Linked DNA regions of Homo sapiens: region 2 is linked to region 1. A link is a contact called in ENCODE Hi-C or POLR2A ChIA-PET data. All regions are on one chromosome and are shown on one strand. The core of a region is the stretch at or near the end of the contact, and the rest is flanking DNA. Distances in the headings are between cores, read along the strand shown. Region 1 overlaps COL27A1 (collagen type XXVII alpha 1 chain). Region 2 overlaps COL27A1 (collagen type XXVII alpha 1 chain).

Region 1 (2,607 bases), core at 25-2,524:
CTCTGATGAGGATCTGGGGTTCCTGATGCCTTGTAAACAATAGTGATGTTATCAGTAACAGCAGTGGCTGTCATTTATTGAGTGTCACTGTGCATCCGACCCTTTCTGAACTGTTTCTTTGAAGGCTGCCAACTACCCCAGGAGTGAGGGAATTAATATTGCTCCCATTTTACAGATGGGCAAACTAAGATTCCGAAAGTTGAAGTGACTTGCCCAGGGTCCCATGGTTAGCAAGTGCAGGAGGCAGAGTTTGAATGGTAGCTCCTTCTAGTTGTCCAGGCAGATTTTATGCACATGCTTCTGAACTTTCCAACCATCCACAACCAGCGGGGGAACGCAGGGGGTTCATGGAAGGTGGGGTCCTCACCCCTGCCTCCCTGCAACCTCTTCTCTTCCACAGGGCAAAGTCGGAGACAAAGGATCCATTGGGTTTCCCGGGCCCCCTGGACCCGAGGTATGTGATGCCCCATTTCTCCGTGTCTGGCTGCTGCTGGGACTCGGTCTTGTCCTTGGGAAACTGAGGCCCAGGGATGGGGAAAGACTTGCTTTAGGTCACACAGGATATGAGAGATGAGGCTGAGAGGAGAAACTCCTAGATCAGCAATCATTTATTTTCCCCTTCTGCTCTTCTGCTCTTACTCAGGGGCTCTCAAAAGTCAACAGGGCCAAAAGGTGGCCTCAGAGTCCTCTGCCAACTTTGTGGCCACCGCAGCTTTGTGATTCATGAAAGCCCTCTGTGCGCCACTGTCTGGTCCCTCACAGGAGCTTCCCACATTCTCCACTCAGAGTTCCCTCTCCAAGCCCTGGAACTTTCCTAGCCACCCACAGCCACTCTGGAACGGTTCAGGGCTCAGAGCTTCCGGGTATGGGGAGCAAGAGGTAAATGCAAAATTCGGGCTTTTGAATGAAGAATGAGAAATAAGGATAGATTTAGCAATTAATATAATAACTCTAGTTGAGTCAGGAGAGAGCCTCAGGGTTTCTGATGTGTGTGATCATTGGCATAGGTAGGCTACACCTGAATGATCAACTCGGAATTCACATGTAATGTTGCGAAGCAAGCTGGCTGGGTTCTTTTTGACGCCCCCGTCTTTAACAGGGGTCTCGTGTCTAGAGAGCTGGGCTGAGCAGGAGCCAGGGCTGCCGTCCCTCTCAGGATCATTGGCACCCAGGCCAACCTCAGTTGGAGCCCCCCACCCACAACTCCCTAGCCTCCAGGTCTTGCTCACCCATGAGGTCTCTGCATCCAAGACAAAAGTGTGGCTCTGTGGATAGGCCGGACCCTGCCAAAGATCACTTCTGCTATCACTCGGATGGATGAGGAAATGTTTCCTAAAAGCTACAAGTTCTGACTTTCCACTCTGTTGACTTTGGCCATGACACAGTCCTATCTTTAGACAAATGGACTTGGCCTCTCCTCCATGGCCCCAATTCCCTCCTCTGGTCGCTGGAAAAAGGCTTTTCTGAGAGTCCAGCTTTCCCAGCATTCTGGCCCGTGAGGGTGGAAGGCATGCTCCCTCACATTTATTAGGCACCTCCTGGTGCCAGGAGGCTGTGCAGTGTCCTCGAGATGAGAACTTGCTGAATCGCCACGACAGCCGCATGAGGGGGATATTACCACCACCAGTTTACAGTTGAAGAAACTGAGTCACAGAGCAGGAAAGTGGCTTCCTCAGGGTTGCTCTGCTATGTAGGAACAAATAAGGTCTGCTTTGGCCCTTTCCTGGGTCCCTGGACAATTTAGCCATCAGCCTCTCCCGTCTTTGTGCTCTGTTTTGATTGGCTGACTCTGTAGCCGAGAGATAGCTCTGCTCAGCTGAAGGGGGAAGCTGATAAGCGCGGAAGCTGATAAGCGCGTCAGCACCCTGCCTGCTTCTTTCCCTGAGACCATGGGAGGGAGCTCCAGCTCTCCAGCACCCGGGTGAATTATCTCTCACTCATCAGTGGGTTATATGCAAGTGAGCATCAGGATTTGCTCAGCATCCCGACTGCTAAGTTCTCACTTAGAGATGGGCCCACCCCAGGCAGACTTCTTTTCCCAGAGTACAGGACCCAAAATCATTTTGGATGCAGATTTTTACTGAGCACTTGCAACTTTGCTGGTTCCATTTAAACTTAAGACTAGCCCTGTAAGGGAGGTGTTACGAGCACCATTTTACAGATGAGGAAGCTGAGGCCCAGAGAGGCTAAGGAACTTGCCCAGGGTCACACAGGAGGAGGGCAGGGCTCTGGGAACTGCGTAACAGGTCTCCAAATTGTGCAAAGACCACTGTGGGGAGAGGGAGTCCCTGTGCTCTGTGGGGCCCTAAGGAGGAGCACGAGGATATTGCAGGGAAGGGAGGTGATTCCGCTCCATGTGGGAAGAACCTTCTATTGTACAGTCATCCCAGGGGAATGGCCCTCACTGGGAAGCAGGGAGCCCCCATGGGTGGAGTGGGGCAGAGTCCAACACATGTGGCCAAGATGTAGGAAGGACTTAAGCTTACGATGACTGGAGCTGAGGTTAATTAAATCAGTGCTTTTCAATGCTTTCAAAGTCACAGCAAACCCAGAAAATCATCCTCTTTGCAGGATTACTGCAGTCAAAAGACAAGACTTCTCAGGGCA
Region 2 (2,607 bases), core at 80-2,579, 57 kb before region 1:
GCCTCGGCCTCCCAAAGTGCTGGGATTATGAGTGTGAGCCACTGCGCCTAGCCCAGAGCCTACCATCTTAAGCATCTATTGTGCTTATTTTTCTGAGTATTCACCTGAGCCCCTCCAGAGATAGGCCTCGGTTACCTCTCTCTCCTACGTGATGCCTGGCAGAGCACCCTGCGTGCTGGAGGTGCTGGGCAAATGATTGGTGAAGAGTTCTAATGTAGGAGTCAAGAATATTTCTACCAAGAAGTTGTGGAATCTTAGGCAAGTCCCTTCTGTCCTTCTAGGCTCAGTTTCCCCATCTATAAAGGCTGGGGTCATGGTAAGGCATTTCTAAGTTTCCACCTAGCTCTGGGTGAATGACTCTCCTGACACGCTTCTAGGCTCTTTGCCTGCACGCCACCCCAACTCTCCCTGCCCGCCGTCCCACCATCATCCTGTTTCTAGACTGGAAATTCCATAGATTATAAAATTCCAAAGATAATAGAATGCTGGATTAAACAATCCCAGCTCCTCTCTGCACAGATGGGGGCTCTGGGGCTTAAGGAGGGGCATTCTTACCTGAGGTCGCCCAAAGCTCTCTGTCTTGCCCCTTCCTACCTCCACATATTCCCCCAGCCCATGGAGGGATGTTGGGGAATCCCAGAGCCTCCCCCACCTGGCTTTCTAGGCTGCAGCATTTATAGAATTGGTCTGCTTGGCTTTCAGTCAACTATGTGCCTCGTTTCTCTGCAATACTGGAGAGGGTTGGGGACGGGGGGGCAGGGAAACAGGAAGCCCCCACCTTCAGAAGCTGCAGATGGGGGAGCTGAGTGCTCTGGCCCACCATCTGTGGGGCAGCTGGGGCACGACTGGGGAGAGGCAGCCGCCCTTGACCTTGTGCAGCCTACGCCTGGCTCTGGTGGAACTGGGTGTCAGGAACCCCTCCTTGAACACTCCCTCCCAACCTCTGTCCAATTCCCACTGAGCTTGTGGTTAGACCTGGTTAGACCCCACAAGCCTGGGCTGGGGTGAACATCGGAGGGTGTTCCAGATTCCTTAGAGACTGCTGGGTCCCAGTCACTTACAGAACAGAGGGAGAGACCGAGGCTGGGGATTATGAGGTGGGGCTCAGAATTGGGACTCAGTCTCGATGCTTCCAGGTTCTGTCGCGTGCCAGGAGACAGTGTTTGGTGGACTGCAGGGGAGGGCAGGAGGGCTGATTATTTTGGAAGGAGGGTCACAAGAGGCACTGAGAAACTCCCCAGGCTCAGTGTGCTCTGGACACTGTTCCTTGCCGGTGCATTCGGAGAAGGGGAGGGTCCCAGTTCAGGCATCAAGGAAGAGAGGAAGAGGGAGGTGCCTTGGTTGGAATGTGACAGGCTGCAGCTGGGAAGCTGGCCTCAGAGAGGGAAGAAGAAAGCAGTTCACACACAGTTAGCCCGATGAATCAAGAGGGACGGGGAAGAGGGCAGTGTGCCTAGAGGCTGGTGGGGTTGGGAGGACCACTGGACCCTTGAGGGTGCCTCTCCTCACCTCCTATGCCCCAGATTATTCCTGCTAGACAAAAACCCTCAAGTATTCCCCGGCTCTTAGGGCTCTATTTATATTACTGTGCTGGAAGACTCTAGGCCAGGGCCCTTGCTGGAGAAAGTGGACATAACAGGACCCAGCTGTTATCGGGGAACTTGGATATGGCCTGGGAAAATCCAGCGCCATGAATAAACTCTGGACTTGAAGCCACCAGGCCCTGGACCCTGATCTCACTTGGCCACAAATCTGCTGTATGACCTTGATCAAGCCTCCTGGACTCTCTGGGTCCAGTGTTCCCAGGTGCTCTGTGGTCTCTGGAAGACCTTGAAAGCTTGGAGCTTGCAGGTGTCTAAGGGTCTGATCACGTGTTGTAGCCACAGGAGAGGTGCACCTTTGTTCACAAGAGGTCAAATACATCCTTCTTGAGCTCTCAACTCCAAAGACTCATACAAAAGTCCAGTTGGGGCCAGCTGCCGTGGCTCACGCCTGTAATCCCAGCACTTCAGAAGGCCAAGGCAGGAGGATTGCTTCAGGCCAGGAATTCGAGACCAGCCTGGGCAGCATAGCAAGACTCCATCTCTATAAAATAATAATAATAAAATAATAAAAATAATAAAATAAAAATAATAATAAAATAATAAAAATTAGTGGCCCATGCTTGGAGTCCCAGCTACTCAGGAGGCTAAGGTGGGAGGATCTCTTGAGCCGAGGAGTTTGAGGCTGCAGTGAGCCATGATCATACCACTACAGTCTAGCCCAGGCGACAGAGCAAGACCCTGCCTCTAAAAAAAAAAGTCCACTTGAGACTGGAGGAGCCCTAGAGGGTTCCCCGGAGGAGATGGCACTTTGAGCCAGGCCTGAAGGATGGATCAGGTTTCAAGCAGAGGAGATGGATGAGAAAAGATGCTGCCAGATGAGGGAACAGCATGGGCAAACGCAACGAGGAGAGAAAGTACCAGATACGTGGGAGGGAAATGCATAGCTAAGTGTGGTTTGAGCCTGAAGAAGCTGGGAAGGGCTGACGGGGCTAGGCTGAGAGATGTGGAGAGGTGGTAAAATTTAGGGGTGAAGGACTTGTGCTCCGAGGTCAAGGTCCAGCTC

What was found. Hi-C counts contacts between places; a loop is a spot of excess contacts on that map. ChIA-PET counts read pairs that join two places held with the same protein, here RNA polymerase II (POLR2A). Pooled maps may share reads with other maps.
Region 2: a loop to region 1 is called in a map of left ventricle myocardium inferior, with 3 times the contacts of the local background. The contact joins two enhancer-like sites. A Hi-C loop is called at or near these places in 16 of 168 maps with a recorded cell type or tissue (HepG2, IMR-90, PC-3 and 10 more), 1 of 37 single-sample maps with no recorded cell type and 14 of 50 pooled maps. POLR2A ChIA-PET finds 5 or more read pairs at or near these places in 5 of 52 experiments (BJ, HepG2, OCI-LY7 and 2 more).

The regions. Positions count from the first base shown.
Region 1 is chr9:114,237,262-114,239,868 of GRCh38, forward strand. COL27A1 (collagen type XXVII alpha 1 chain) reads left to right here. Exons shown (of 61, transcript NM_032888.4): 19 at 401-454. Among named protein-coding and RNA genes, the nearest start is that of MIR455, 29 kb to the left of the region's middle. Within about 2 kb of position 1,275, at least 6 of the 41 ENCODE cell types and tissues checked have a DNase peak (open chromatin) inside an H3K27ac peak, as active enhancers do; they include heart right ventricle and left ventricle myocardium inferior, where a contact is called at or near this core.
Region 2 is chr9:114,180,087-114,182,693 of GRCh38, forward strand. All of the region lies in intron 4 of COL27A1 (collagen type XXVII alpha 1 chain), which reads left to right. Among named protein-coding and RNA genes, the nearest start is that of COL27A1, 26 kb to the left of the region's middle. Within about 2 kb of position 1,330, at least 9 of the 41 ENCODE cell types and tissues checked have a DNase peak (open chromatin) inside an H3K27ac peak, as active enhancers do; they include heart right ventricle and left ventricle myocardium inferior, where a contact is called at or near this core.